Linked DNA regions of Mus musculus: regions 2, 3 and 4 are each linked to region 1. The links are chromatin loops, found by intact Hi-C in ENCODE. Cell type or tissue: gastrocnemius. All regions are shown on one strand. Region 1 has its middle 22 kb from the start of Snrpf. Region 2 has its middle 6.1 kb from the start of Usp44. Region 3 has its middle 44 kb from the start of Gm26239. Region 4 has its middle 30 kb from the start of Gm26239.

Region 1 (8,000 bases):
TTTCCTGACCAAATTTTAAAGCCCCACTTGTTGAAAAATCAAGCTACTATCCAAAAAAAAATGAGTCTTGTCCTGCCTCCCTGCTGTGATTCATAAGGAGTTAGCTTTACACTGTTGGTGAGAACAGCGGCTGGGAGAGGCAGTTTACCCTCTACCTCCGAGTGATTTTTAAACCACATCAATTCTTTTATCACGTGCAGCTGTTTTCTATCCACAAATGATGGCTTGGGGCATTTTTGCTTTGCCACCGGTTTCAGAATCGAAAGAATGAAGGGGAACCAGGTAATCTACAACCACAGTAGATCGTACCCACAGTGTGGGGGCGGGGACGGGGAAGGGGGAGGGGGAAGGGAAGGGGAAGTGGGGGAGGGGGCACCTCAAGCTGCTTTAGAAGTAGAGACTGCTTAATAACAGCTTGGATGTCAAATATATTTCTAATTAACTTGCATTCAAGTATTCAACTAAATAGAGTGACTTTTGTTTCAATTTCTCCTAGTTTCTGTCAGTGAGAATTTATCCACGTGCTGGGACGTGTGCACATGGAGCATCAGATAGTTCTTTAGAGGCCTGCTGCATGACTTGGTGTATAATACGAGTATATAAGCCTGGCACGGTGACACATGCCTGTCTAAAACTGCACTCAAGGAGCCTGAAGTAGGAAAATCGGTGGTATGAGGCCAGCCTGTGTGAGCGCCCAACTCACCAGCAAGAAAGATGCCACAACAGGATCCTTCTGCACACGCTTATTGGGAGAGCTTGATTGCAGAGGCGAAAAGACCCTGAGCCCCAGTACTAGCGCTGCTTATATAGACCTAGGAGGGGCGTGTCCACACCCGATTGGTTATGCTTTCAGTACCTCATTTACATACCTTGGGCCAGGCTTTCAGTGCCTCGTTTGCATGCCTCAGGCCAGGCAGTGACTCAGCAAAAAACTCTACTGCACATGCGCACATTGGTTGTTTACTCAAATTTATGGGTGGTGGCCAGCGGTAGCCAGCGCCATCCTGCAATCGCGTATGTGGCTTCCTACAAGCCTGGGCTATAGAGTAAGACATTGTCTCTACAAAACAAAATAGAACCTCCTCTCAAAGGCAGATAAAATCTCACACATTAAACAAATCAGGCCAGAGACTGGGGGACCTAGGGGAAGGGGGTGGATAAATAAGATGGTGACTTTTGAGTAGGCCAAAAACTGGCAAGAGAGACCTATCCTGAAGGTATGTGTGAAGATGGGGACGTCTAGGGGACGTTTGGCAGTTCTTCTGTCTTGTGGAATTCAGTAGAATGATAAAGTTTGGTTATCAAATTTCATAATCCTGTGTGTAACGCAAACGTGTTTCTTCTACTTGTGTGTAAAAGTTGTTGACACCTCAGTCTCTCAGATTATTGTAAAATACGTGCAGACCAATGGGCCATTTTTGAGACAGAATTTTTCTGCACAAATTTTAAAAATGTCTGTCATTAAGAATTCCTCTTGGTATTTAAAAACCACAAAGCAAAAAACAGACAAACAACAACAACAGCTCACAGCGCCTCTTGGCAAGTGAAAATTGACATGGGTGCAATAAGTTTCTTATCCCAAAGCCAAAATAATATATTCCTAAATATTGGGTTGCTCATTCATTCATTCACTCACTCATTCATTCAGTCACTCACTTGAAAGGCCCTTCTGACACACTGTCTCAGACACTGATGACTTCCAGTGGAATGGAGCAGTCGAGGTGCCTGCTAACTCAACACTGTCATTCTTAGAGGATGGGGGTGGAATCGGAGTGGAACTTAATCGTGAATATTAGATATTTTATGTTTTTGCTAAAAATTATACTATTCTGAACCCAGTTATTTCTGTCGTGTTTCTAAGGAGAAAGTAACTGGCTTGGTGAATTTGTGGCATCTCAGAATTTAGGAAACTGGAGGAGGAGGATTGGGGTGACTTCGAGGCCACTCTGGGGTGCGTAGGGGATTTCGAGATAGCCTGGGCTATAAAAAAAAAGACTATCTTTTTTTAAAAGGGGTGAGTAAAAAGTTGCATAATCTCCATATATTTATAATCACTATTGAAAAGATAAAAAAGAAAGAAAGAAAGAAAGAAAGGAAGGAAGGAAGGAAGGAAGGAAGGAAGGAAGGAAGGAAGGAAGGAAGGAAGGAAGGAAGGAAGGAAGGAAGAAAATCCATTGACCCGAGGAGTGGCTTCAAGAGGGCGCCTTCAGCCCTGCCTGATTGGCTTCCGCTTGGCAGGCCGCTCCGAACTCCTCCCCAAGAGAGTAATTGTAATAGCCATGGTTTTCAAACTGTCAGGAGGAATGGCGAGATGAAGTGTTAAATACGGCGTCTGGAATTAACATACACAGACAAAACATTCTATCACAGAAGCAGAACCCCCCCCCGCCCCCCCCCCCCAGGGATCCAGAGTGAGACTATGGCCACGTAGGTAAGGCAAGCGCGCCCTGAGCCAGCGTGACCAGTGTGACCTTTGTGACCCTTCCTGCGGGTGGCTTCTTCCAGAGAGAATCGTTTCCAAGTCGGACTCCAGAGAAAGCCGGGCGTGGTGGCGCACGCCTTTAATCCCAGCACTTGGGAGGCAGAGGCAGGAGGATTTCTGAGTTCGAGGCCAGCCTGGTCTACAAAGTGAGCTCCAGGACAGCCAGGGCTATACAGAGAAACCCTGTCTCAAAAAAACAAAACAAAACAAAAACAAAAACAAAAAAGGAATCAGCTTTCAAACCAGCTCCAGGGCCAGAGAAAAGAATCAACTTTCAATTTGACCACTTGGTTTCCGGAAAGAGAAACTGGAGAGGCCAGAGAGACACGGAGAAGCCAGAACGTTTAAAATGTGCTTGCCTAATCATCAAGTACTTAATTGTAAAAATATAACTGTCCCCATAGGTTAAATATTCATATTGATAATTTTCCTTAATAAAATGCCCTGGGAGACATCGCCGATTGCAATGTGCGGGTCAGTATTCAGATTCTTGCTTTTGTGTTCAAGACAGGGCGTCAGTATGTAGGTTCTGGTACCTATACCCACCCTTTTACTTGAGGACGGCAGCTGACTTTTCCTTCACTTGGCTAAAAAAAATGGTGGCATGAAGTCCTTTGTGCCTCTGACATGGGCCTTACAGACTTGAGTTTCTTTTAGAAAACGCTTCGGTTGAATACCTAGAAACCAAGTTAGAATCTCCTATTTTAAAGCAACGTCCTTTCTCCACACATCGTGTCATTTCACAGCGGGGCAGCGTATACTGAGTGGAATAATGCTTACTTTAAAATGTGGGATCTGGGCGTGGCTTCGCAGGCCTTTCCCAGCGCTCCTGAGACTAAAGCAGAGCAGGCCAACCTGGGCTACAAAATAAGTCTTGTCAAGACCGAAAACAAGACGTCCAATCTATCTGTTGTAACAATGTCCTTAGCAGCAAACATAAAAGAGGATGAGTGGGAGTTACTGCCAGCTCTCAGTCTCCCATGGGATAGATAGCGCAGCCAGTAGAATCGACATCCTCTTTCTTTCTAATAAAGAACCCGGAGCAAAGACGCCGAGTAAGCTGGAAGCCTCCTAGTGATGCCTGGTGTCTTTACGCGCTACCTAGTGAAACCTAAAAATTCATTTTCTGTACCAGCCGCAGAAATTGATAAAAAAACATTTCAACCAGATAGGCTCACACTAAATTCAGCGCACGAGATAGAGCGCCATCTAGTGTTGATTAGCTGTCAGTGAACTCCCTCGGAGCACTGTGCGCTTGGAATTTGTTGTTGCTGCTGTTGTTTTAAAAATAATGCTTGGCTTTGTTACATGGCCAGTTCTTAAAAATAATATTGTTGTTGTTTTGTTTTGTTTTTTTAAACTTTTCTTAAAAACAATGTTGTTGTTTTTCTTTTAAACTTTTTTGTGTTTGGAATGATTTTTGAAGTAACCTGAATTTAAATGCTAATGGCACTGTTTTGAATATTTTTATCCAAGTGAGATACTCAAAGCACATTGATAACATGGAAAATGTAATAATAAAATAAAGCTATGTATCTAACCCCTATGTTATGTGTGTGACTCCTTATTTACCTGTCCCCCATGTGCCTGTCCCCCTGTGCAACTGTCCCCGTACATAATCATTTCCTATATACCTGTCCCTCTATGTACCTAGCCCCTGTGTACCTATCCCTCATGTACTCATCTTCCTGTGTACCTTCCCCCTGTATACCTATCCCACTACATACTTGGCCCCCTGTATACCTATTCCCCTCTGTACCCATCTCTCTGTGTACCTATCCCCCAGATTTGTCAAATCATTGATTTATTTCCTTCAGATAATTAAGCAATAAAGCACAATAAACACATTTGATCCCATATGAACTCTTTCCTGATTTCATCTCCATGGCTGCTCTTATACTTGTATTATCTATTTGCATGCAGATATTCATACTGCTGTGGTTTCACATATAATTTGAATTGTTGTGCAAATCCTTCTACAGCTCCCTTCCTTTAGTTCATCATGCTTCTGATGTGGCCATCGAGCCCTGGCTGCTTAGCCACTGCATGGCAGTTGTTCACTGAATGAATGATATCACAGTGTTCACGTTAGACCTAGTGAACACTGCGGATGCTTCCAGTCTCTTACTCTGGGTTCTGAGCTATGGTGACTAGCCATTCCTGTTTACCTTGAACTAAGGGGTTTCCCAAGATGACTGTTCTCAAGATGCAAGATGCTTTAAAAGAGCCTTAGTTAGGGTTTCATTACTGTGAGGAGACACCATGAGCAAGGCAGCTCTTATAAAGGCAAAAATTTCATTGGGGCTGGCTTACAGTTTCAGAGGTTCAGTCCATTACCATCATGGTGGGAAGCATGGCAGCATGCCAGCAGATACGGTGCTGGAGAAGGAGCTGAGAGTTCTACATCTTGATCGGAAGGCAGCCAGGAAAGACTGACATCCTCTGGCATCTACAAGGAAGCTCCCTTCTGCACTCAGTGGAGCCTGAGCATAGGAGGAGACCTCCAAAGTCCACTCCTAACAATGCCATATCTCCTAACTATGCCACTCCCTATGGGCCAAGCATATGCAAACCACCACAGTGTGCATATGGGGAGAATGTGTTATGTTCTGTATATGTGGTATATGTGTGTATGGGCATATTAAGTGCGTGCAGGTGTCCATGGGCATGCTTGTGGAGGCTAGAAGAGAAGACTGAATATCTACCCCTATTGTTGTCTACCTCGTTCCCTTGAGGCAGGGTCTCTCTTTGAACCTGCAGCTCATTGTTTTACTAGGCTGGTGGCCAAGAGGCTCCTGGAATTCTCCCATCTCTACCTCTCAACACTGGGGCTTATGGGCTCAGCTTTTAAGTGGGTGCTAGGGATTTGAACTCAGGTCCTCGTGCTTGCACAAAAAGCATTCCTACCCAGTGAGCCATCTCCCCAGCTCCTCCATATAGTACCTTGTTGAACAGTTACAGCTCTTTGGGTGGTTCTTCCACAAAATAGGGCAGGGCGGGGGGGGGGGGAGATGTTTAATTGGCTAGGACTGTGAAATTGCTGACACAGAAGAGTTAAAACCACGCCTCTTGACTACACTACTTGACCATTTCTACTGAGTTGAAGATTGTTGTTACTGCACATACAGAACTTACACTCCGTACTAACTGAACTTCTGGCCGAGGCCATTATGTCTGGCTTCTCACAGACCTTCAAACGGATCTTAGGTTGATATGATGTGTGGTTCTCTAGTGGTTTGAATAGTTGTGGCCCCCACAGACTCATGTGTTTACATGCTTGGCCCATAGGGAAAGGCAGTGTTGGTAGGTGTGGCCTTGTTGGAGGAAGTGCGTCACTGTGGGGGATGGGCTTTGAGGTCTCAGACACTCAAGCTCCACCCAGTGTGGCACGCGGTCTCCTGCTGCTACTGGCAGATCCAAATGTATAGCTTTCAGCTCCTTCTCTAGTCCTATGTCTGCCTGTGTGCCGCCATGTTCCCGCTGTGACAGAAATGGACTACATCTCTGAAACTGTAAGCCAGCTCCAATGAAATGTTTTCCTTTATAAGAGTTGCCTTGGTGTGGAGAGCTTTTGGGGCCACTCTGCAGGAATCTGACAGTGGGCCAGGACAAGGAAGTAAGTTCAGGCAGAAATCTAATTTTAGGCTAGAACTGAGAAGTAGGCTTTGGCAAGAATATGACTTTGGGCTAGGACAGGGAAGTAGGCTCAGATATCTTGGTCATCCTGATAAGCCCTTAGAAACAGAGAGCACGGGACTTTATTGCCTTGCTTTTTCCTCGACTATCTGTGTTTATTGTACTGCCTGACCTTATTACTGCATGTAATTAAAATGGTATAAAAGCGGATTGGAAAAAAAATAAACCGGCCTCAGCCTCAGAACTGGCTGGGGTCATGCTACAATGTTGTCTAATTGTCATTTTTCTTTTTAATCCTCCCTCCTGCGCTGGAGAACCTGTTGACTGACTGAGCTGGCTTGGTCACCTTGGTCAGGGTGTCTCTTCACAGCAATAGAAGTCTTAACTAAGGCAGGCACCTACAGCAGAAAGGCAGGCAGTGGAGTTTTTATGTTATAAAGCCAGATCGCAGTTCCGTTTGCTTGGAACAGTGTGAGCTATGGAATGTCTCATTTGAACAAAACCTGGGGGAGACAGGGAAGAGCAGTGCAGCCCGTGAGTGCACTCCACATTGGCTGCACCGGGTGGAATGGCGCAGCTGACTGCAGCCCTTGTAGGATTCCACCACACGGGAAGGTGGGGGGGGGGCGGTGGGCGGTAGGGGGGTAGATTTTCATCTCCATCCATCTGAGCTTTCCCCAGGTTTCTCTTGTTGCTGTGTTCCAAATGTTATTTGTAGGCGATGGGTGTGAAATATTCCTTGTTGGATGACAGTTTCACAAATATTTACAGAAATTAAATGAGGAGCGGGAGAGTGAACATGTCGGTCTGAGACATGAATTAGAATTTCTCAGTTCCCATCTGGTCCGTTAACATTCATTGACTACCATGCATTTTCCTAGACCCTGACCCTCTCACGTGCACAATACCCTCTGATACCCTCTAGAGGGCAGCAGAGTCCCCTGGCTTGTGTCCAAGCACGTGTGCATCGATTTGTTTGATGGAGAGTTCTGGGAACGTGGTCTGTTATTATTAAGTTAGAGAGATAAAATTTCTTGTCCTTATAGAAGAATTGGGCATTAAAATTTAGTTCAATAATAATGAAATAAGTATCTGGTGACGAAATACAGTACTAAAAATAAGCCAATCAAGTCTCTGACTACGATTGCAAGAGACAAATACAACCACCACGACCCCCTCTCTAGAGGTATTCGGCTAAGAGTAAAGCACTGTTAAATACTGTTACTGACAGATAGATGCTCCTTCCAATGTTCCTTTAAATAAGCTAAGATGTTGGTGGTCAAGCAAGATGTCACTCCCAAATCGAGACTTGTTTGATTCTTCCCTGGGAAGATTCTTGCTGCTGTCAGACAACTCTGACTCCAGGAGGCACTGTAGGAGCCATCGCTGCCTCGGGTAGCTTTCTGTGAACCTCAGTGACCCAGCTGACCACATCTCCAGGGAAGAGGAGCAGTAACTTATCTTGGCAGCCTATCAGAAAACAGTGTTCGACGACAGCCACACCTCTTTGGGAAGGGCTATGGCGTTCAAACATCCTCGGCCTTCATATCTTCTGGTAACATTAGCAGGCTATTTGGCTTCAACTTGAAGGGACTCTTCTGCACTGCCCCCTGGTGTGGCAATATTGGACCCAGTAGGGGTAATCTCCTGTGTTCTGTGTGGAAGCATCACCTGTCAATAAAAACCTAATGGCCAATAAGCTGAGGCGGGATTAGAAGGTGGGACTTCCAGATGGGAAAGAGTCAGGTAAGAGGGTTTTTCCTGACCGGGATGACGTGAGAAGCTGAGGAGAGGAAACCACATAGCTGAGGTCAGTTTAGAATAAATGAGGTATTAAGCTAAGAGTTAATCGGGGAACCAGCCTAGCTTATGGCCCAGACAT
Region 2 (8,000 bases), 200 kb before region 1:
TATTTGGGCCCCTATGTCTTGCTTTTAGTTTCCCTGATTTTTTTAGCAGCTGTCCTGAAATTCTTGAATTTGATAAAATTTAAAACCCCTGCCTGTAAGCATCCTCCTCCACTGCTAACTGGCTGAGCCAGTCCAAAGGTCCCTCCTCCCTTCTGCTCTGCTCTGTGGCGGCTGCTTAATGATCCCCTTACAAGATTTGTAAAGATGCCTCCCTTGGTTTTCCCCAAAGTTACCTCCAAAACTCCACTCCTTGACGGCACCTTGGTGTTTACAGATGGCTCCTCAACAGGCAAAGCTGCCTATGTTGTACGAGATCGGGTTACTTCAGTGCAGTCCCCATATTCCTCTGCCCAGCTGGTGGAATTGTTTGCAGTTCTTCAGGTTTTTAAAATGTTACCAATGACCCCATTTAATTTGTGTACCGACAGTGCTTAATGTGGCTCATTCTATTCCTGCTTTAGAGATAGTCCCATATATTAAGCCTATTTCCACTGCTTCTGAATTATTTGTGGAGATTCAATCCCTAATTATTAAAAAGACGGTGCCATTTTTGTGGGACATTTGAGAGCCCATTCTGGCTTGGGTGGTCCTCTGTCATGTGGAAATGCTCTAGCTGATGGGGCCACTCGCGCAGCATTCCCCACCTTACTTGATTCCATAGACTTGGCTAAATGGGCTCATGGTTCGCATCATTTAAATGCCTCTACCTTGCGCCAAATGTTTAAGATTTCTAGAGACCAAGCAAGAGAAATTGTTAAGTCCTGTGGTGGACGCGCCACTCTGCTGACGGTTCCTCATCTGGGAGTCACCCCCAGGGGACTCATCCCTAATGAACGATGGCAGATGGATGTTACCCATTTCCCCTCCTTTGGAAGGTTAAAATATGTGCATGTTAAAGTTGGTACCTATAGTGGATTTATACATACATCTCTCCTTTCTGGAGAGGCATCACGTGATGTGATCACACAAACTTTACAGTGCATGGCTGCCATGGGGAAACCACAGATTATAAAAACTGACAATGGTCCCAGTTATACAGGAACCAAGTTCCAACAGTTTTGTTCCCAGTTTGATATTAAACATGTCACTGGTGGCCCCTGTAATCCTCAGGGCCAGGGCATCGTAGAACGAGCCCATCAGACTCTGTGCCTGAGGCATCCTAAGTCACAAGATTCTCACACATTAGTGCTATGGAAAGATCCCCTCACTGGACAACGGAAAGGACCAGATCCCGCCCTTATATGGGGACGAGGGTCTGCTTGCATTTATGACAAAGAAAATGCTGGCCGAAGATGGTTATCAGAGAGGCTAGTAAAAACTGTTAACCCGCCCGTGTCTAGAATGGAGCAACTGTCTCCTCCTGAGGCAAATCTCATTTCCTTTCCAGATGCTGCTCCAAATAAGGAGACTCCTGATCCTGTGGCTGACCAGAATGACCACCAACCTTCAATTGCCTCCACCCAAATCTCTTAATCATAGACATCTCCCTTGGAATTACACTTGGATGGTTCTATCAGAGAGAAATGATGTTGTTTGGGCCACTTCTAAGACCTCCACCAATTTGATTTATTCTTTTTACATCATGGAGGGCTGTGTGCAGCTCTTAGGGAAGAATGTTGCTTTTATATAAATAAGACAGGGGTGGTCAAAGAATAAAAAAGTCAGAGAAGGCCTAAAGGAGAGAGAGAGAGAGAGAGAGAGAGAGAGAGAGCAGAGAGCTGATATAAAAATTGGTTTCAACCTCTCTGTGGTTGTCGAGCCTACTTCCTTCCATTTTGGGACCATTAGTTGGATTGTTTTTGCTTATTTCTATTGGTCCCTGGGCCCTTAATAGACTCACCAACTTTGTGGCATGTCAGATAGATGATTTGGCAGCAAAACCTAGCCAGGTGCATTATCATAAGTTAGCTATGGAGGATCAAGAGACTGGAGACGAGGTTGTTATTCCCTCCAGGGTGTTCCCAAAGGCCATCTCCACCCAACCTAAGAAAGGGGACTCCCGCCCCAGGAACAAGTAGAGAGGGGCCACCCAGAACCCCCTCTGACTGGCAGATTAAGTTCTTGCTTGGGCTGTGAGGCAAAGCACTACAAGAGAATATAAAGCAAAAAATAAAAATATCTTTCTGGGTTCCCTGAGGGACAAGCCTGACTGCAAAGGGGTTGATGTCCAAAAACTCTCCCCTCTCCAGGAAAAAGACATCAGGATGGGTATGGCCCCCATGCCTCACTGGACAACACCAGGAGGACCGGAGCCATTACAAGGTCCCCTTTAGTTACTGGAGGTCAGGCCTCTATCCCCATCTTAGCAAAGAATAAAATCGCCATGGTCCTTCTATACTAAAAGGAAGGGGGAGATGTTGGGAGCAACCCTGTTTGAATGTCAACTGCCTTGTCAGCCATAAGTGCTTGCTTACAAAGTCTTGGCCTTAGTGGAAAAGTACTAGCTTAGTTGAGATTTCTGTGGGAAAAGTTGAGGCCTCTGTAGGAAAATACTACCCCCAGTTAAGATCAAATAGCTATAGATCTTGTGGACAGGTACCTAGCAACCCACTCTGTTCTGTTCCTCCTGCAGAACTTTTTACCTAGCCAATATCCTGCTTTTGGGAACAGGTGCATTCCCCCCAGAAACAAAGCAATTCTGCGTCATCCCCTTCCTCATATTCTGCTTTGGTGGGCATAAAACCTGCCTAGAAAAAATAAAATTTGACAGCTTGATCAATCAGACTTGCCGTCCATCCTTTGTGTTTCTCGCCCCCCTTCTCTCCACAGGTGGTTCCTCCTACCCTGTTTGACTGTCCCTCAGGCCAAGACACACTAGGAGACCTCAAAGCCTGCCTACACAGTGACACATTTCCTCCAACAAGGCCACACTCCTAATAGTGCCACTTCCCATGGGTCAAGGATATTCAAACCACCACAGAGTGGATTGCTTTTCTGAGCTTTGGAGCATTGTGGAGAACATTTCATAGCTTTGCCAGTACCTCAAGCCTCAAAACAACATATCCAGAGTTGAATATTCCTTGTCTCTCTCTCCACAAACATTTTCTTCTTCCCCGGTTTTCTTGTGTTAGTGAATACCATACCCTAAATAGTTAATGCCCTCAACCCTTCCTTCTGTCCCATCCTTGCATTATTCTCTCTCTCTCTCTCTCTCTCTCTCTCTCTCTCTCTCTCTCTCTCTCTCTCTCTCTCTCTCTCTCTGTGTGTGTGTGTTTCTGTGTCTGCATGCACTTGTGCCATGGTGTGAATCTGGCAGTTATGTGCAGGAGTCAGTTCTCTTTTTAGTACGTGGGTTCTGGTGATCAAACTTAGGTCATCAGATTGGGAGCAAGTGCCTTTCCCTGCTGAGCCATCTTGCTAGTCCACCTGGGCCTCCTCTAAACTAGTACTTCAGATCTTCTCTCCTCTTACAAGCTGGGGTTGTAGGCATGCTCTAGGCATGGGTTGAAAGTTATCTGGAAACAAGCAAGCACAGTGATAGCTATAATCTTGGCCACACACAAGATAAGAGGACCATTTTATCTCAGAAAGTTGGAGATAGTAGCCTGGGCAATATTGGGAGACCTTGCCTTTTACAGTGGGGCATGGTGGTATATGCCTGCAGTTCCAGGACCAGGAAGACCAAAGGGGGGTTGGGGGTTGTGAGTTTGAGGCCAGTCTGGACTATGTATGCACAAGACCTTCCCTCAAAAACAACAACAAACAAACACCCTCAAAACAAAAACCTCCAAACAAACAAAATATACTTTAAAAAAAGAAGAAGATAACAGCAAAAGAATCAAAGATATCGGTCCCAAGTATATATGAGACCATAGGTTCAGCACTACTAAAAATGAAATACAGAAAACAAAAGCCAGGGGGCGTGATGACAGTCATCTGTGGTCTTGGGTGAGAACTATTAGTTCTTGTCTTTCCAGCTGTACCAAAAATGCCCCTCGAGAATTGAGTCCACAGCTGCGGCTTTGACAGTCAAGAACCCGGGGGTCTTGTTTAGCGAATAAGGGCTTACTGTTGCTCGTGAATAACAGCTCATATGGTGTTCATAATAGAACTGGCTGGGAGGCTGGCATTCAGGCGCAGTTCAGGGGTTAGCGGGTGCGAATGGCTTAATGAAAGATGACACTTCACAAAATACTTCAAGGCCAGCTGCTGGTGGAAGAAATCCATCTGGGAATTAGCCTCTTAGGAGTATAAAAGCTGGATTAGTTTAGATTGCCATAACCGAGTGACTCCAAAGTGGAGGGCTGCGTGATCGTCTAGTACGAAAGAAGTTATTTATTGCAGTTGTAGGTAAACGTACTTGAAGATGAACTGAGCCTGTTGTCTTGAATGTCAAGGTGATTTCTAATTACTCATCAAAAAGGTGGAGAAAACAGGTGGAGGAGATGACTCAGCAGGTAAAGGCATTTGCCTCCAAACCTGATGATCCAAGACACACACACACACATGAGAAAATGGTCTTGGTCTATCTTATACTGAAACACTGGCTTTTTCATTTTGTGTTCTGAGATAGTGTCTCAAGGAACCGAAGCTGGCCTGGATTTTTATGTATCTGACAAAGACCTTAAACTCTCGATCCTATTTGAATGCTGGGATTTCAGGAACTGGGTTTTTCCCTTGGAACTTTTCTGTGGAATTTCTTATTGTTAGAGCATTTGGCCACAAGGGGGCGACCAGGATCCATTCAGCGGCAAATCTGCCAGCTCACTGAGAAAGGGCAAGCGGTTAGAGTTGTTAATTTCAGTTTGCCTTGAAAACTGCTCAAAACGTTCGTTGCTAGATTCTGACTCCGAGTGAATAGACAAACGTTGAAAGGGGTTTGATGTGGGCTCCTGTTTCTTTTTTTCCCCCCTCTGAGTTTAGAGTCACAGTAGACTGTAGTTGCACCAGAGCTCTGCTGAGTCCTGTGCACAAAGCCATCTTTAGAGGATTGATGGTTGCTCTTTTAGAGCCTTACTGTCACTCCGCCTTTGTAATAATGATGCTGTGACACATAGTTGAAAATTCCTTCCTATAATATTCTGTCAGGATTTCAGTAGTTCACTCTTGGTATAAGGGTGTGAGAACCCAGAATTCTATAATTTTAGTCACCTTTGCCCTCCACCCCTTTTTTTTGATATGGGGTCACGTGAAGCTTAGGGTGGCCTCGTGCTCACTCAGGGTGTGGTAGAGGTTGGTCTTGATCTCCCTTCCTTTATTTCCAAAGTGCTGGTATTACAGTTGTGTGCCAACATGCCCAACCTTATCACCATCATCATCACCACCACCATCATTATCATCATCATCATCATAATCAATTTTTTGTTTCCTAATGCAAGTTAGAATGTAGGGATTCACACATGTTAAATAAATACTCTTCGACTGAGCTACATTCCCCAGTAACTTTTGGTCAACTCCTAGGTTTTATTCTTACCTGTGTAAGGGCAGGGGATGCGCAGACCAAAGGGATATTCAGTTTTGTTTGAATGGAGAAACAGAGGCAATCACAGTGGCTGCTCCAGGCATACAATATCGAGAAGGAACTAGTCACAGCCATCACAAGCCACTTAGCGAGATGACCACAGTTTGAGGGACGGCCAGAGATCTCACTGTTTTGGTCAAAGGTCCTACCATAGCATGTTTGAAGGCGTTGGCTGACAGATGGCCTTGGAATATAGCAGAGGCATAGAGACATGCTTATATTTATTGATGAAGCAGGAATTCTAGAGCTAGATAAGACATTTCCCTTCCCTTCCCTTGCTTTCTCCTACCTGTTTCTCCCCACCCTCCCCGACCGTCCTTGCTCCTTTTTTTTTTTTTCCTCCTTTTTTCAAGACAGGATTTCTCTGTGTAGCCCTGGGTGTCCTGAAACTCACTCTGTAGACCAGGCTGGCCTCTGAGTTAGAGATCCACCTGCCCCTGCCGCCTCCAGAGCTCTGGGATTGAAGGCATGCATCACTCCCCCACCCTCACCCCCGCATCTGGGATTAGAGGCCAGCGTCACTGCATATGTGAGGCATCTTCAATCATTCTGTCTCAACTCTCTCTCTCTCCAAATGAAAAGTGAAGATTTACATAGAACCATAAGTCTTGGGCTGGAGAGATGGCTCAGTGGGTAAGAGCACTGACTGTTCTTCTGAAGGTCCTGAGTTCAAGTTCCAGCAACCACATGGTGGCTCACAACCATCTGTAATGGGATCTGATGCCCTCTTCTGGTGTGTCTGAAGACAGCTACAGTGTACTTACATATAATAATAAATAAATATTAAAAAAAAAAAAAGAACCACAAGTCTCAGTTTCCTCCCACTTTTCCCTTTCTCTTGTTTTCTTTAAACAGAGCCTCGGTCTGCAGCCCTAGCCTGGTCTGGAAGCCACCATCAGACCAAAATGACCTCCCGACCTCACTTTATCTCTTGCCTCTGCCTCCCAAGCGAGCGCGCGCTGGGATTCTGGGTGTGGACTAGTGTCGTTTCAATGTGAAGCATCAGAGTAAACAAAAACAAACACTCCTGACCCCATTAAGTCCCACACTGCAGATCTGGTTGTATATATTTATTTACTTATTTTTTCATGTGTTCAACAATCAAACTTATACCCATTCAGTGGACTAGCCACTGAGCTGCAATTCCCACCATCTCTTTATGTTTTTGTTCTAAAGGTAGTTCAGGGAAAAAAAGAAATCAATAAAGAAAATTATATACGATTCCTCCCTGCCTTCCTTATCTTTGAGATTTAAAATGATATTTTCTTGTTTGTTTTTTTTTTCACTCATGGAAAAAAAATACAACATTTCTTGGGTTATGGAGTGCAATATTGGAAGCCATAACAAGTTATCAAATGGAAAAGAAACACAAGAGAAAGAAACTGCTTTCAAGGTTTGCTTCTGTGCACCCCCCTCAACCCCCAACCCCTGCCCTTGATTTCTCTTCTAAAACACAGCACTCATGACCTACTTTGTCTGGTACTCGGCTCCTCTGTTTGGTGGTTTGCCCCAGCATCAGAGTTGTAGAGGCTAGACTGACTTCTGACTTGCATGCACATTTTTTTTCCCCTCATTAATCCAGGGCACAGAACAGATGGCCTGGGTGCTGTTTTAGGCTAGAAGAATGTCCAAAATATGTGGGTGTGAATTTTGCCAAAGGGTCAGTTGAATTCGGAGCACAGACACCAGCCTGGAAGCAGGTCACATTTTAATGCAAAAAATGCACATTCATCAAGTCCTCGTGCTTTTCAAAGAGGCGACTGCCAGCTACGGGGAACACAAGGGAGAGGCCGGCATTCTGGTGGGACTACCTTGAACCAGGGCTCTTGGGTACCCTGACGGCTGGTGGGCAGGACCCACACTTACTACTGGGGAAGTGGAGAAAGGAGGTATAATTTATGTTTGGGGATCACTAGCTTTAACCCTTTAAAGAGAAAAAAAAATACCCTTTAGGAATTCAATTTAAATAGACTTCCAAATTATAAATGTGGGAATATCAGAACAAAATTTCTCAAATTTTCCCATATACACTCAGAGGAGCTGTAAACAAGTTATGTCATAGAATTTTTCTTATTCTACTTGAGAAAACAAAGCAGGGGTTGGGAATTTAGCTCAGTGGTAGAGCACTTCCTTAGCAAGTGCAAGGTCCTGGGTTTAGTCCTCAGCTCCAGAAAAAAAAGAAAAACAGAACAAAAACCAAACCCAAATCATTTCCAAGAAAACAAAGCAACCATTTCTCCCTTTGCACTTCTTGAGTAAACTTGGTTGTAAATGCTACGATTTCTTCTCAAGAATGTGTTCGTGTCTGTTAATGTCTTTGGGGTCATCTGCAAATAACAGGCAACACAAAGGAAGTTAGTTCTCTTCGGCACGTTACAGGCTATTGTACGATCGGTTGGTTTGTGTTCTGAGACAAGGTCTCACTATGCAGCCCTGGCTGTCCTGAAATTCACTTTTGTAGACCAGGCTGGACTTGAACTCTGAGATCTGCCTATCTCTGCCTACCAAGTGCTGGGATTAAAGGTGTGCGCCACCACCG
Region 3 (8,000 bases), 150 kb before region 1:
GGAGCAAAAAAAAGAAAATGGATGTATTGGTAAAAACAATGTTTTAATCCCATGCAGTTTTGATTTCAGGTTGAGCGGAGAGTAGACCAACCACAGGAATGTACATTAACAAAAGGAATAAGCTAATTAAATAGTGCACAAACGTTGTATTGTCTGGGTATTAGTGCTCGAAGGTCAGGCCTTAGTTTACAATGGCAAAGGGGAGGACTATTAAGGGAGGATTGTTTGATGAGGATCTTTTTGTGCCACAAGTTATGCGCAGGTTAAGATAATCAACACTCGTCCCCCCACCTCTGTGAATAGAATCATAAAGAAGAGAAATCTGTGCTTTGCATGTTTCTTGAATACTGCATTTTGCCACTTAGCTCACAGGATCTCGGGCAGAGGGATGGAGGCAGAAGAAGAGATGTGCTTTCACCGGGGCTGAGATCAGGAGTGGATGGTCGAGCCAGGTCGCTATAATAAGGAAGACAGGCTGGCCCTGGTTCCTGGGTTTTAAGACATCGCCAAAGAGAACACACACAAGCATGATACCATGTGTACCTTTCCCCTGCCATCTTTAAACAAATACAGCAAACAGGTCCAAAAGCCCAAAGGTGGGTCTGGCGCAAGAAGCTGCGTTTCCTGGTGACGGTACTCTGTGTCTTGGCATTTAGTCTGTGTTTATGGTCAAAGCAGCAGACATGAGGTAATGAAGCAAAGATGGGGAACACACAGTAATCACCATACCGTAAAGACACTGTGTACTCTGGGCCTTTTTTTTTGGAGGCTGGAGGAGGCTGGACTGCATCTGCTTTGGGTCCTTTGGTGGCCAAGGCTTACTCTACTCATCTGTCCATAATTGCCCAGTGTTGCACCATAGCTACTGGAGGGCAGTGAGAGCCGAGAAAAGCAGATGATGTAATCAACCTGTCAGGGATACCTGTCAGGACTGGTGGTGATAGCCGCCAATGCCAGGAACTCCTTAGTCTTAGACACGAGGCGCTCAGTACTTGTTCAGTGTCTGACTTTTACGTGGGCACAGGTCACGGGTTCTGTCTTAGTTGCTTTTCTCTGTAGACCAGGTTGACCTTGAACTCAGAGATCCGTCTGCCTCGGCTTCCCAAATGAAGGGATCAAAGGCGTGCACCACCGCTCCCTGGCTTTTCTTGGTTACTTTCTATTGCTGTGACAAGACACCATGACCAAGGCAACTAATAGACTGTTAATTGATGTACGTTGAAGGAACAAAGGCATGGCAGCCACAGCTGAGAGCTTACATCTTGATCTATAGGCAGGAGGCAAAGAGTGTGTGTGTGGGGGGGCGTGGACAAGGGGGTGTGTTAGGGGGAATGGTTTGAGTCTTTTGAAGCCTAAAAGCCCACCCCATGTAACATACTTCTTCCAACAAGGCCACACCTCCTGAAATTTCCCAAACAGGTCCACCAGCCAGAGACCAAGTATTCAAACATTTGAGCCCACGAGGACCATTCTCATTCAAACCACCACAGGCTGGGTTCCTTTATCGGCAAACCTCAGTGGGTTTTAGGTATGCTTTGGAACTGAGATGTCTGTATTTGTAAACATGCTCTTGTTTCATCTACAGGGGAGAGTAGGAGCTGGTGTCATGGAGCAAAGGCTATAATAACATAAAGGGATGTATGACTGAGGGAGAGTCGGTGAGCCCATTTCCTCCCTCGGGGACCCAAAGGATTGTGTGTAAGTGACAGCTTTGAGTGTGTGTATGCAAATTTGTCTGGATACCTTATTAATTTGTTAATTCAAAAGTTATTACCTTCATTTATATTTGTGTGCACATGTGTGTGTGCATGCCTGTATGTGTATGCACATATATGTGTGTGTTTTGTGTGTATGCACATGCCACAGTGCATGTGTGGGACTCCCAGGTTTAGGACTCAGTACCCTCTGAGCCATTGTTTTTGCCTCCTATAGTTTCTGTAGGGCCATAAGTGAGTTTCATTTAAAAGGATTCTCTTGGTGGTTCATGAGTCTAAACCTCAGCGTTTGGGGTAGTAAGAGAATCGAGAGTCCAAGATACCCAGTGAATATGAGGGCAGACTGGACTGCATGAGTCCCTGTTTTCAAAAGGCAAAATTAAGTTGGCTAAAAAAAAAAAAAAAGATTCTCTAGGAAAGTTATGAGACACTATGTCGAGTTACAGTGTGACAGAGGTATGGCAGAGTAACCCTAAGAAAGCCTACCAGGAGGTTAGTAATGAACTGTGAGGGCAGCAAAGATATTAGTGGGCAGAAGCTTTGCAGCTCAGCACAGCCATGGCTGAAGAGGACAGTGTGACATGCCAGACAAGAGACTCTGGTTCCTGCCAGGCAACAGCAATAACGTCTGGCTATCGCACTCCAAATAAAATCTATAATGAAATGGTCAGAGGGCAAAGACCAGGGCTAACGCAGTTCCTGAAGATGCCTGATGTCCCACAAAGTAAAGGCAGAGTAGAGACACTGGATAAAGGGGGACATAGTTTCCGTGATAGAGATGCAGTGCTGGGGGAAAGACTTCCAGCCAACAGCCTTGGGAAAAGGAGAGCCTGTTGAGTTCAGGGAGACAAATATTTACGGAGCGAGCGTGAGACGGGAGAATGAGTAGCTTCCCACTTTACCAAATCCTATCCTTTGTTAAAAGCAAAATGGAGACAGAGCAGAATTCTGTGTGTGCGTGCATGTGTGTGTTTGACTTGACCACTGAAACTATTTCTCCCCAGACTTCCTCCATTTTTCCAGTTAGCCAGACAACTGTCAGACAACAGGAAAAGAGCATACATAGCAACCAAAGAGGTATGTGTTATAGGAAAAAAAAAAAACCCATGGTTCTAGGAAATCAAAGAAAATCCTAGAATAGATCTAATAATGGCTTCTCAATTTTAATTATAGCTCACATCAAGAAACCTTCACATTCTAGAAACACTACCTGCTCATCTTTCTGAAGATCTCTCAGAAGCTCAGGCGTGAGAATGTAGGGGGTGGGGGGAAATCCAAAGTAAATTACTATGTAACAGTACTACTGAGATTTCATTATATGAGACACATATTGGCATATTTCCTTTATTTTTTTAATTTTTAATTTTTTTGTGGGGGGGGGGTCAAGACAGGGTTTCTCTGTATAGCCCTGGCTGTTCTGGAACTCACTCCATAGACCAGGCTGGCGGCGAACTCAGAAATCTCCCTGCCTCTGCCTCCCAAGTGCTGGGATTAAAGGCGTGCACCACCACCGCCTGACCGGCATATTTCCTTTAGACGTCTTGGAAATGGTACAAAATGAGCCATATTGTGGATGTGGTTATCGCTTGTTCACAACGTCTTGTCATTTCAGTCCCAAGCTAGAGTCACTAAAAGGACCAAAAGAGCTATTCAGTAGGACCAACATTTGAATTAAGTGCGAAGCCCCTCAGATGTGCTGGAAATGAGGAGGTTCATGGGAGCAAGAACAAAGCCTATGCCAGCTGGTGAGGACTGTTAGCATGTTCTAAATTCATCAATTTGTGCTGGGTTGTGACCAAGTCTGCAAGAGTATACAAAGGTGGGGCGGGGGAGCAGAGCTGCAGGGGACAAGGCTGGGAAGAACCTCACACCACCAAGCTGCTCAAACTGGTTAGACCTTCGTTTCCCACTGAGTGTTGTCCGTGAGTAGAAATGTTTTCCTATGTGGCAACAGACGGGATATGATACTTCTACTCCCGCTAAGTGAGTATGCTGAGCTGGGGAGTAGGGCAAAGCATTATCATAAATCTACTGAAGCCAGCCGGGCCAAGAAGTGGGAAGCAAGGTGCCAGTAACTACAAGCATCCTGTTTAGTGTAAAGGAACTGATGTTTATGGGTGGCGGATTTTTTTGTCTGCATGCAGTACTCGTGGTGGCCAGGAGAGGGCATTGAATCACAGGGATCTACAGGCATGGAGGCTTGTGAGCGATTCTGGGTACTGGGAATGGAATCCAGGTTCTCTGGAAGAGAAACCAGTGCTCTTAACCACTGAGCCATCCCTTCAGCCAGACAGTTTCCTTTTGAAATATTCTCCTCTTCTGTTCCTTTCATATTCCCTTACTTATTCTCCAGTTCTATTTGTTACTCTCTCCAATTATGTATATGTATATGTATATGTATATGTATATGTATATGTATATGTATATGTATATGTATATGTATATGTATATGTATATGTATATGTATATGTATATGTATATGTATATGTATATGTATATGTATATGTATATGTATATGTATATGTATATGTATATGTATATGTATATGTATATGTATATGTATATGTATATGTATATGTATATGTATATGTATATGTATATGTATATGTATATGTATATGTATATGTATATGTATATGTATATATGTATAATGTATAATGTATATGTAGTATGTATATGATGTATATGAAGTATGTATATGTATATGTAGTATGTATATGAAGTATGTATATGAGTGATATATCTGCATGTATGCCTGTGTGCCAGAGGAGGGCATCAGATGCCCTTATAGATTGTTGAGAGCCACCATGTGGTTGCTAGGAATTGAACTCAGGACCTCTGGAAGGATAGCCAGTGTTCTTAACCACTGAGCCATCTCTCCAGGCCCCATCTCCTTTTTCCCATCTCCTTTTTTTTTTTTTTTCTTCTTGGCTTTTTAGAGTGTTTTGCTACATATCCCCAGTTGGCCCAAACTCTTGATCCTCCTGCCTCTGCCTCCAGTGTGCTTGCATTACAGGGATGGCTGAGTCTCTGGCTTACTTGGCACACTTTCTGCTAGGGTTTTTGTGTCCCAGTTGATGGACAAATACTGACATGCCTTAGACATTTAGTCAAGGCCCAGTTACTCTTTACCTACATCCTTGTCCTGGTGATCTTCTCTGTGGTAGCCTCCATTGTTAACCCTGGTTTCATTCCTCTTGCTTCTTATTCAGGTTTGATACTGGCAAAGCATACTTCTCCTGCCCTGGACTTGGGACTTGAGACTGGGCATGTATAATAGTTTAGTTAGTGATCTATTGGCAGAGTTAAAGATGCATCATGATCTTAGATAGGATCTCCCATACTTCCTCTTGCTCTCTTGGTACAGTGCCGTGGGCCTGGCCTGGAAGGACTGTGGAAAACTAGGAGGATAGGAGCCATACAGAATAGAGATGCTCGCTTGACTTGCAGATAGAGACAGAGATGCCTAGCTAGAATGTCAATGTCAGATGCAGGCACAGACTCTCGTGGTCTTAAGGCATTGTCAAGGTTTGTATATGCTTGGCCCAGGGAGTGGCACTATTTAGAGGTGTGGCCTTATTGGAGTAGGTGTGTCATTATAGGTGTGGGCTATAAGACCCTTGTCCTAGCTGCCTGGAAGCCAGTCTTCTAGCAGTCTTCAGATGAAGATGTAGAACTCTCAGGTCCTCCTGCACCATGCCTGTCTGGATGCTGCCATGTTCCCACCTTGATGATAATGGACTGAACCTCTGAACCTGTAAGCCAGCCCCAATTAAATGTTATCTTTATAAGAGATGCCTTGGTCATGGTGTCTGTTCACAACAACTAAACCCTAACTAAGACAGGCACTGAGGATTGTCTATGCAGCAACAGCAAACCATCACACCATCTGTTTGTTTGGACTTCCAAATATAGGGCCTTAGCTTTGGCCTGGCCCTCTTTGCCTTTCAGACTTGTATATTCTGTTGAGTACTTGGCTTCTCCATTCCGCATCTAAGACACATTTCAAACTGAAACATAAAGAGTAGTAATAGATACTTTTTAAAAATCAAGAGACGACTATTTTTATCCCTAAAGCTGCCTTCTCCCGTCTAAGTAAACTATATAATCATCCTCCTACTTGTTCAAACCCCAAACAGAAGGCACTCCCGATTCTCCTTTCTGTCTCCGTTTATATTTAGTCTGCGACCGAGCCCTGTGGGGCTCCCCGTGAACTATTCAGAACACAGCCACTGTCCTCTGCCTTGTGTAGCGTCTCTGACTTGGAACACTTCAATACCCCCTTTGTCAAAGTGTTGTGCTTCTACTTTAGGCCTATTCTCCACATATCAGCCAGGGGAATCTTTTGAAAGAGTAACTCAGGTCAGGCCTGCCTCCCCCCCCCCCCCCTCCCGTGGTCATTACCTGGAATAAACGCTGAACTCCTCGAGGCTCTCCTGTTCTGACCCCACAGCCTCACTGGTCTTGGTACGCAGACCTCCAACACTTGATTGGTTCTAATTCAGGGGACTTTTCTTTACCGAACCTACTTTCTCGCAGCTATTCCCATGGCTGCTGCTGTCTCACGGTGTAGCTAGGAGCTTAAATATGACCTTTTCAGAGAGACCTTCTTTGTTTTAGAAGGATGGCCAGCCTTTACTCGCACGTTTATTGGTGCTATGGTGCCTGAGTCCTCCTCCCTATGAAAAGACTTGACTCTTTCAGCTTGCTCTTTCATAATGCTATGCAGACAACTTGTAGCTCTTGGGCCCTTTAGGAGTTGCTTTGCTAACAAGAGAGTTGACCAACTCATGCCTGTCCCATTCCTGGGAGAGCTACATTTAGTGGCACAGATGGAGATCCATCTGCCTTGGTAGCAGATGCGTGCCTGCGAAGAAGGTGTTTCTTTTTCTTTTACTTTTCTTTCTTTTTTTTAAAGATTTATTTATTTATTATATGTAAGTACACTGTAGCTGTCCTCTGACACTCCAGAAGAGGGCGTCAGATCTTGTTACAGATGGTTGTGAGTCACCATATGGTTGCTGGGATTTGAACTCAGGACCTCTGGAAGAACAGTCGGTGCTCTTTACCACTGAGCCATCTCTCCAGCCCGAAGAAGGTGTTTCTTGTGGAGTTGGAGGCTATTGTTGGGCATGCTTTCCAGTTTGGCTTCTATTTCTATACTTAAAGTTCCTTTCCCATTCCAGTTACTGATCCCCCAAAACACTCTTTAATATAAATATACTTTATATGTTATATAATATAGCATAATATTAATATAGTCTAATATTTATATATATTCTGCATGCTAATTATTAGTTCATGTTGCTTTTACAATAGCAATGAAACGTTGTTTCTTTCTTTCTTTTTTTTTTTTTCCCCCGAGACAGGGTTTCTCTGTATAGCTCTGGCTGTCCTGGATAGTGTTGAAAATGATTCAAAATTATCCAACTGGTGTGTGTATAGCCTGCTGTTCATTTCTCCTCCTGGAAGGAAAGTGATGTGGGTGTAGGCCTCCCCTCCCCCACCACACTCCAGTCCTGTATTCCTCGTGCTCTGAACAACACTGGCACTGGCTGTTGTCGTCATCATAGCAAATACCTGTTGGTTTGTGCCAGGTGCTGTTATGAATAGCTTATAATATTGAACCACTTCCTCCTCCTCTCCTCCCAACCCCCGCACATCGGAGCTACTATTTGCTCTACTTTACAGATGGGCAAACACAAATGCAGAGAGATTAATTGGCCATCCCAGAGTCACACAGTAGGTAAGTGATACAACCCATATTGAAACTCAGGCAATCTGGGTCTATGTTCTATGTACTTCACCATGCCATAGGCTAGGTTTCCCCCTCTTTCTTTCCTTCTTTCTCCTTTCATGTCCTTTCCTTCTTTCTCCTTTCCTTTCTTTTCTTTCTTTTGCCGTAGCAGCTGTTCAAATAACTGCTGAGTGGTCAGAGAAGCAGAAGAGAGCAGCAGCAGCTGGGCCTGCTTTTCTAATCTGAGGTTTGAAGAGCTCACCTATCCATCCACTTGTCTCATACTCGTTGCTATTGTCATGACAAGGTCTCACTATGCAGCTAAGGCTGGCCATGAACCCCCAATCCTCCTGCCTTAGCTTCCTGAATGTTGATTTCACAGGTGCACACCTCCGTGTCCATCTGATAGTTTGAGCATCCATGCGATCACAGGTGTGCACATCAGGGCTCAGCTGACAAGTATTTTGAGCTTCCATGATATGCCAGGTCTGGTGAAATGTTTTGGGGACACAATATGAATGAACCAAATGGGATTCCCCATCTTCAAG
Region 4 (8,000 bases), 170 kb before region 1:
TGCATATACATCTGCAGGCCAGAAGGGAGCATCAGGTCCCAGTAGAGATGGTTGTGAGCCACCATGTGGTTGCTGGGAATTGAACTCGCTCGAAGTCTCTAGAAATGCAGCCAGTGCTCTTAACCGCTGAGCTGTCTCACCAGCTCAGACTTGTACATTTTTATCAATGTGATCTCATCTCATCATTGCCTGAGTTTATATTCTATGGACATGTCTTTACTTATTGATCATTTTCTAGGTCATATTTCCTTCTTATTTAAGCGTGCGTGCGTGCGTGCGTGCGTGCGTGCGTGCGTGTGTGTGTGTGTGTGTGTGTGTGTGTGTGTGTGTGTGTGTGGCTCTGGCTGTCCTGGAACTCACTCTATATCAGGTTGGTCTCAAACTCACAGAGATCTTCCTGCCTCTGCCTCCCAAGTGCTGGGATTAAAGACATGCACCAACACTGCTCAGCTTATTTAAATTCTTTTAAAGTAAATTCTAATTTTAATTATTTTAATCTTTCTGGAACTGATCTTTGTGTACGGTATGACATGAGGGTTTTTTGCTTTTGTTTTGTTTGTTTGTTTTTATATCTGCAGCAGCGTACCTTAACAGCATTTATTGAATATTATATTCTGTGGGGTTTTTTGTTTGTTTTGTTTGAGACAGGTTCTCTCTATGTAGCTTGCTCTGTGACATGGCTGACTTTGAACTCGCAGCATTCTTTGCGTCTTGGCCGGGATGACAGGTGCATACCACCGCATCTGCCTCGGTTATATCCTTGATCCCCTAACAGTATGGGATTCAGCTTTCTATAAAGGTTCCCAACCACCTTGTAATCAAAGTAGCAGGGGGTGCATTAGAGGGATTCGCTCAATGAAAAAAAAAACATTTAAAAAGGTCTCATAAGAAGTAAATGATGGGATAAGTCAATCAAATGGACAGAGTGGAAGTTGGCTCCATTGATTTTGCTGTGCTTTTCTTACAAACCATCCAGTCAAGTAACCTACCATGGGACCACATCATTAGAGAAGCTTGTAGGGTAACGTTTATGAAGTTTCGTTAATCAGCAAATACAGCTTTTTCGGTAGTGCAGGGCAAGTGTAAGATGGTGTTTCTTTTATGAAAAGCTGGATGTTCTAGGAAAAAAAAAACAAACAAACAGGAATCTACACGGGCCTAGAAATGTTGTTAAAAGCAATGGGGTGGACAAACGCAGGAGACAGTAATGTGGAGAGTCCATGATCTTGTGAATTCTAGCTGCTGAAGCTGGATTCAAAGCTTCCAAAGAAAGCTGTCTGACTTCTTTTTTTTTTTTTTTTTTGTTGGACAATAATTTATTGAGACCCCTCCCTCCCAGCCTCTCCAATTCCGGGGTCACTTTCTCCGTTTGTAGATCTTGTTTGCAAGTTCCATGAAGATGGATGGGGGCAGGGGCGCAGAGCACTGCTCTATGAGACTCTTGAGGTGGTTGTAACTGTCTTCCTCATACTTGAAGAAAGCAGACTGCAGATCCAGCGCCTCATACAGTGCTTTCACCCGAGCCACTTTTTCTGGGTCCTTCTGCCCATAATTCTCCTCTAAGATCTGGCACTGTTGAGGAGAGGCTCGTAGCAGACACTGAACCACCAGCCAGCTGCATTTGTTGTCCTGGATGTCAGTGCCGACCTTTCCCGTCACACTGGGGTCTCCAAAGAGATCAAGGTAGTCGTCCTGGACCTGAAAGAACTCGCCCATCTCCATCAGGATCTTCAGGGCATTGGCGTGTTCCTTCTCCCCATCAATGCCTGCCATGTACATAGCGGCCGCAATAGGCAGGTAGAAAGAGTAGAAAGCTGTCTTGTACTTGACAATCGATTTGTACCTCTTTTCAGTGTATCTACCAAGATCCACATGGCCCTGGGGTGCTGTCATGAGGTCTAGAGTCTGCCTGATCTCTGTCTGATAGGAACTCTGCAGAAAGCTCCAGCAGGTTCAGGTAGTAGGGCTGCTCCCTGCAGTAGAACTTCAGCAAACGATAGATGGAGGCTTCCAGAAGCAGAGCGTCGTTGATGGCATCTAAGCCTATGCCTGGCTTCTGATACCAGCAGATCTGTCCCCGGCGAGTGAGGGAAGAGTCCATGATGTCATCTGACACAAGGAAGAAAGCCTGGAGCAGTTCTACACACCAGCCCACTGTCAGGGCCTGCTGAAGACTCTCAGCATCCTGTTTCTTCGGCTCTACCAGCTCCTGGAAGGCTTGTACCACAGTCAAACCCCGGTTGTACTTGCCTCCTAAGGCATTGTACTCTAGGACCTCCTTGAGCCGGGCAATAGCATCCCCTATCTCTGGGTGTCCCAGCTCCTTCTCAGTCAGCACCTTGACGATCTGGGAGAAGTGCTGGATGAAATTCTGCTTTTCTTGGTTATAAGCATCCAATTTCTGGTTCCCATTCATTCTGACAGAGGAGCTAAATGCTCTGTTCTTCAACTCGGATTCTCCCGGGCAGCTGTCTGACTTCTGACTTATGTACTCAGCTAAGAAAAAGAACAACAGCAACAACAACACTACTCCAAATACAGAAAACACTTGGCCCATGCTTTCATTTCCCTAGAAACTGTTCCGTTGGTCTTAAAGGAGTTGAAGCAGTCCAGCAAACTTTTGGCCAAATGCAGTGTCACCATTAGATTCTGTATATCACACTTCCCAAAACAAGTGTCATGGAAGCTTTTGTAAGAGTAGCTTAGCATAGTAGGGCAGAATATACGTGTATACCCACGCATCCGTTATTTAGCTATTTCAGTGAATGCTTACTACACTGTCCTTTTTTGAAAAAAGTCCACAAGAACATTGGGTTGTATTGATCATCATCTGTTTGATAGTTGATAGTATTTAAAGATTTCAAAATAATTCTTTTTCATGAATGGATCAAGGTTGTTCTGTTTCAGATATTGCTTCTTCTTTCTCCTCCTCCTCATTTACATATTTATTTGTTTGTTCATCTACCCACCCACTCATTCATCCATCCATTTATCCATCCATCCATCCATCCATCCATCCATCCATCCATCCATCCATCCATCCATCCATCCACCTATCCATCCACCTATCCATCCATCCATGCACCCACCCACTCACCTATCCATCCATCCATCCATCCATGCACCCACCTACCCACCTATCTATCCATCCAGGCACCCACCCACTCACCTATCCAACCATCATCCATTCATCCATCCATCCAACCAACTATCTTTATTTTTGTCAGAGTCTCCTGTAGGGAGACTGGTCTTGAACCCCTAATTCTCTTGTGCCACCCTCCCCCCCCCACCCCCCGATGTTCAAGGTTTTGGGCTCAATGCTTGCCTTTTCTTGTGTAGTTTTGTTATTTCTCTGTACTTTAGGAAGGAGATGTAATAGCTATTATCTTTATTTTACTCTTCCTGGATGTTTGATTACTAGCCTCTGCCCTCAATATCCCTAATAATTTAGGGCAGGCAAACCAGCATGGCCTCCAGAGGGCGCTGGAGTCTCTGTGAAAACTCCCAAGTGGCCTAAGTTACCGAGACAGGCAGGTTGGAGGATTCCTGATTGGCATCCTAAGCTCTGCTCTGTCTCTTGAGTGTCAACTCCAGGGTTAGAGTCCCTGTTTCGTCCTTGGGGATATTACTGCCCCGCTGGACCTTGTCGGCAAGAGGGTGATGGTGGATCAGAACGCTTTCCTGAACGAACCTTTTCTCAGGATCCTAGCAATAGTGAGGCTCAGCTCTGTTGCCCCAGGGAGGGTACAGGACCCCCAAGGCGGTCTGGGCTCAGGGACTGTGGCCCGAGACAGATCCCAGAACACTCTAAAGTAGTTTTAGGAAGCAAGCTTTGACATCATCGTTGGAAAATACCAGGGCTTCAACTTCTAGTCCCGAGTAAGTGAAAAGCTGTTTTAAATCAACTCAACTCAAGAAAGCCACTGCTGACCTTGTGCCCTCAACTTTGTGAACTAAGAAACGTTCATATGGAATAGCTGTCATTAATAAGGGCGAGCCAAAGGTTAGTAATGCCCAGGGGATGGCTTTCATTGTTCTGTAGTATTTGTTTCCCTTCTATGACATTCAGTGGCTAAGGGAACCACGTGGTTCTAGTATGTGGTCTGGGAGCCCATCACTAATGGCATTCTTGGAACAGCAGTTGGCCTTACCGAGAGAAATCCTTGTGGGGGGTTATAAAACGTCAAGGTTATAAACTTCATGGGGTTCTCAGGCCAAGGAGGAATTTTTATTAATTCTTTAAATGCAAATGCCCAGCAAAATCTCCACCTGTCACACCCCCTGCAGAGCTCCAGGTAGGAAAGAATTGCAACCTTCTCAGCTGGGGGCCAGGACTGGGGAAAACCTGATCGCTCAGAGAAGAGCTCTGCTGTCAAATAGTTCAGTGGAAAAGGCTGCTTTAGACCCAGTTCCTTCCCTCCAAGAACTGTATCAAACAGACGTAAAATAGAGGAATCCCTCTATCTCTCTAGCACTCCATGGTGGGACACGGTTCATAATGAAACCCACACGAACCCTGGCAGGCACCCAGGGTGGTAGGTAAATTGTTAACTATTTTCTGACGACAGTAAATTGTGTGTGATTTAAAGCAAAACCTCTTCACTTTAAATCTGTGCCTCACAGACTTATCTCAGATGTTCCTGCATACTCCCACCAAGAGTACAACTATCTGGTCTCCATTATTTTTTTTTGTATATAAGGAAGAAATGTCTAGCTATAGAAAAACAAATCGACATGTGCCAATCATCTTCATATTCTGACCGAGGACATATTGGGTTGTTTTCAAAGATCTGTCTGTCTTCTTATGATCAAGTCAGTATTGTACAAATTTCACATTTTATCATGTCCCTGTAAGCGGGCCTGTGTGCTTTTGTTTATAATGCATATAGAGAAAGCTGCAGGCTAAAGGAGCTATTCTGTACCAGTGTGTCCTAGTCTAAGGCAGTGGTTCTCAACCTTTGGGTCATGAACCCTAGGGCGGTTAAGTGACCCATTCATAGAGGTCACATATCAGATACTCTACATAGCAGATAGTTGCATTATGATTCATAAGTGTAGCAGAAAAATTACAGTTCTGAAGTAAGAATGAAATAATCTTATGGTTGGGAGCACCACAACACGAGAAAAGGTCCCAGCATTAGGAAGGCTCAGAACCACTAGTCTACAGGCTGAAGGTTCGCCACCCTATGTGTGTGCATTGTGCATTGTGTATAAACACATAAACATATGTTTGGTCAGTTTTTCTCTCCTCCTCCTCCTCCTCCTCTTCCTCCTCCTCCTTCTTGAAGTTCTATGTAACCCTGACTGGCCTGGAATTTGCTGGGCTCCTTCTGCGGGTGGCTCCTGAGTGCCGAGGTTATGGGTATGTACCACGAGAGGACACCCGAATAGCATCTCTTTTACTCACCTTTGAATCCTCAGTGTTTTACCTCGGTGCCCAAAGTAGACATTCCACAAGTAAGTAAGCAAAGGAATGCACATGCTTTTCTTTTTCAACGTATTTATTATTTACTTGCTTATTTGTGTGTGTCTGAAGACAACTCTGTGGGTAGGAGCTGGTTCCCTCCTTCCACCTGTAGTCTATCTGTTGTCTTGATGTTTACTCCAGGCTGAGTGGCCCACAAACTCCTACGAGACTCTCCACCTCCTCCTCCTCCTCTCCTCCTCTCCTCCTCCTCCTCCTCCTCCTCCTCTCCTCCTCCTCCTGCTCCTCTTGCTCCTGCTCCTCCTGCTCCTCCTCCTCCTCCTGCTCCTCTTGCTCCTGCTCCTCCTGCTCCTCCTCCTGCTCCTCCTGCTCCTCCTCCAGCTCCTGCTCCTCCTGCTCCTCTTGCTCCTGCTCCTCCTCCTCCTGCTCCTCCTGCTCCTCCTCCTGCTCCTCCTCCTGCTCCTCCTCCTGCTCCTCTTGCTCCTGCTCCTCCTCCTCCTCCTGCTCCTCCTGCTCCTCCTGCTCCTGCTCCTGCTCCTCCTCCTGCTCCTCCTGCTCCTGCTCCTGCTCCTCCTCCTGCTCCTCTTGCTCCTGCTCCTCCTCCTGCTCCTCCTCCTGCTCCTCCTCCTCCTCCTCCTCCTGCTCCTCCTCCTGCTCCTCCTCCTCCTGCTCCTCCTCCTCCTGCTCCTCTTGCTCCTGCTCCTCCTGCTCCTCTTGCTCCTGCTCCTCCTCCTGCTCCTCTTGCTCCTACTCCTCCTGCTCCCCCTGCCTGCTGCTCAGTGCTGGGACTAAAGACATACACCACTGGTGCTGAGCGACTTTTCATCTTCTTTTTTTCTTTTTAAAGATTTATTTATTTACTTATTTATTTAATGTATATGAACAGATGGTTGTGAGCCTTCATCTTCATGTGGTTGTTGGGAATTGAATTTTTAGGACCTCTGCTCCTTCTGGTCAACCCCGCTCACTCCAGTCAACTCCTCTCACCCAGTCCCTGCTCGGTCCAGCCCAAAGATTTATTTATTATTATACATAAGCACACTGTAGCTGTCTTCAGATGCCCCAGAAGAGGACGTGAGATCTCATTATGGGTGGTTGTGAGCCACCATGTGGTTGCTGGGATTTGAACTTAGGACCTTTGGAAGAGCAGTCAGTGCTCTTACCTGCTGAGCAATCTCGCCAGCCAGACTTTCCGTCTTCTTGATGGCATTACTATTTCTCTGTGGTGGGAACCTTTGAACTCCTCTCTTCTGGCTTTTCATTTATTTTTAAGATTATAAATAATTACATCATTCCTCCCTTCCCTTTTCTCCCCCCTCCCCGCCCCCAATCTTCTGGTTCTTTATAAGACATGAATTATAGACTGGGCTGGTGCCACACTCTTAATCAAAATTTAGCTAAAACCCAAGCTTAAAACAAAAGATTCAGGTATTCAGGTACAAGCAAACACCTCCCTGAGCAGTTTCCTAGCCTAGCCAAAGGGAGGCTAAATCCCTTTGAGAGGAAGCCTAGTCATCTGAGCAGCAGGTAGCTAGCAGAAGAAGAACCTCTGTGCACAAGCCAGAGCTAAATGCAGCAGCAGTGTGATCCAGAGCTGGGGTGGGTAGGCTCAGCTCCCACTAGGTACTCCCAGGTGTGAGGCTGGGCTCTCACGGAAGGGCAAATAATGGCTCCAACCCAAAACCAGGCAACAGCACCCTTCTAGACTGAGCCTAAGGGGTGGTGTCAGCTACCATGTCTTATGGTGACACCTCAGCTGCTCAAGAAGTTGAGGCAGGAGGATCAGGAGTTTGATGCCAGCAAGTTAGAGAGACCCTATCTCCAAGAAAAGGAAGAAGGAGGAGGAGGAGGAGGAGCAGCAGCAGTTGCAGCAGCATTCCCAGTTCAGGAGGAAAAAAATATATTTATATATTTATATATATATAGGTATAAGCCATAGTGACCCTACTGTATATTAGAACATTGGTCTCCATTTTCCTAGGTAACTGTATTTAGACTTCTTCAGTATATTCAAGTGTTGGCCTAAATGTGAAACATAAATTTATTTAAAAGCATCATTAAATTTACATTTTTGTCAACATGATTTCTTTCTTATGCAGCAAAATAAAGATAATAGGACTGATGGCACGGACCATCAGTCTCAGCACTGGGGAGGCAGAGCAGGTGGATCTCTGTGAACTGGCACCCAACCTTATCTGCATAATGAATTCCAGGACTGATAGGTTTATGTAGAGAGACCCTGTCCCCCATCTTACCCAACCCCCGCTCCCCAAAACAAAGAAACAGAAAAACCAAGAAAAAAAAAACATAAAAATGACTACTTTCATTACTATGGTAGTTTATTTTGTTTCTTAAGCGGGTTTCATGTATCCCAGGCTAGCGTGGAACTCATCATTATGTTATGAAGATGACCTTGAACTCCTGACCTTCCTATCTTTTTGAGACAGAGTTTAGCTCTATAGCTCTGGCTGTCCTGAACTCACTGTGTAGACCAGAATGTCCTCAAACTTGCAAAGCTCCTCCTGTCCCCTTAGGGCTGAGGGGACAATCATATGCCACCACGCACAGCAGCTGA

Evidence for each region. Hi-C counts contacts between places; a loop is a spot of excess contacts. Peaks named below come from ENCODE experiments on the same cell type or tissue, not always from the same donor. Only the 100,000 strongest peaks of a DNase experiment are listed, where the experiment ranks them.
Region 2: it touches region 1 in a loop (5-fold over the local background); 17 of 42 quality-filtered maps call a loop at or near these places.
Region 3: a loop joins it to region 1, with 4 times the contacts of the local background. A loop is called at or near these places in 31 of 42 quality-filtered maps.
Region 4: a loop joins it to region 1, with 8 times the contacts of the local background. A loop is called at or near these places in 31 of 42 quality-filtered maps.

Annotation. Positions count from the first base shown.
Region 1 is chr10:93,607,274-93,615,273 of GRCm38, reverse strand. No RefSeq gene overlaps it. Among named protein-coding and RNA genes, the nearest start is that of Snrpf, 22 kb to the right of the region's middle. In gastrocnemius, CTCF peaks have their summits at 3,700 (motif pointing left) and 6,996 (motif pointing right); DNase peaks (open chromatin) are centred at 3,673, 4,845 and 7,060; H3K27ac peaks cover 278 bases.
Region 2 is chr10:93,809,899-93,817,898 of GRCm38, reverse strand. No RefSeq gene overlaps it. Among named protein-coding and RNA genes, the nearest start is that of Usp44, 6.1 kb to the left of the region's middle. In gastrocnemius, CTCF peaks have their summits at 3,857 and 4,667 (motif pointing right); DNase peaks (open chromatin) are centred at 3,978, 4,671 and 7,078; H3K4me3 peaks cover 1,110 bases; H3K27ac peaks cover 941 bases.
Region 3 is chr10:93,759,146-93,767,145 of GRCm38, reverse strand. No RefSeq gene overlaps it. Among named protein-coding and RNA genes, the nearest start is that of Gm26239, 44 kb to the left of the region's middle. In gastrocnemius, a CTCF peak has its summit at 3,870 (motif pointing right); DNase peaks (open chromatin) are centred at 3,853 and 7,257.
Region 4 is chr10:93,773,076-93,781,075 of GRCm38, reverse strand. It overlaps the pseudogene Gm3571. Among named protein-coding and RNA genes, the nearest start is that of Gm26239, 30 kb to the left of the region's middle. In gastrocnemius, a CTCF peak has its summit at 3,469 (motif pointing right); DNase peaks (open chromatin) are centred at 3,492 and 4,291; H3K27ac peaks cover 318 bases.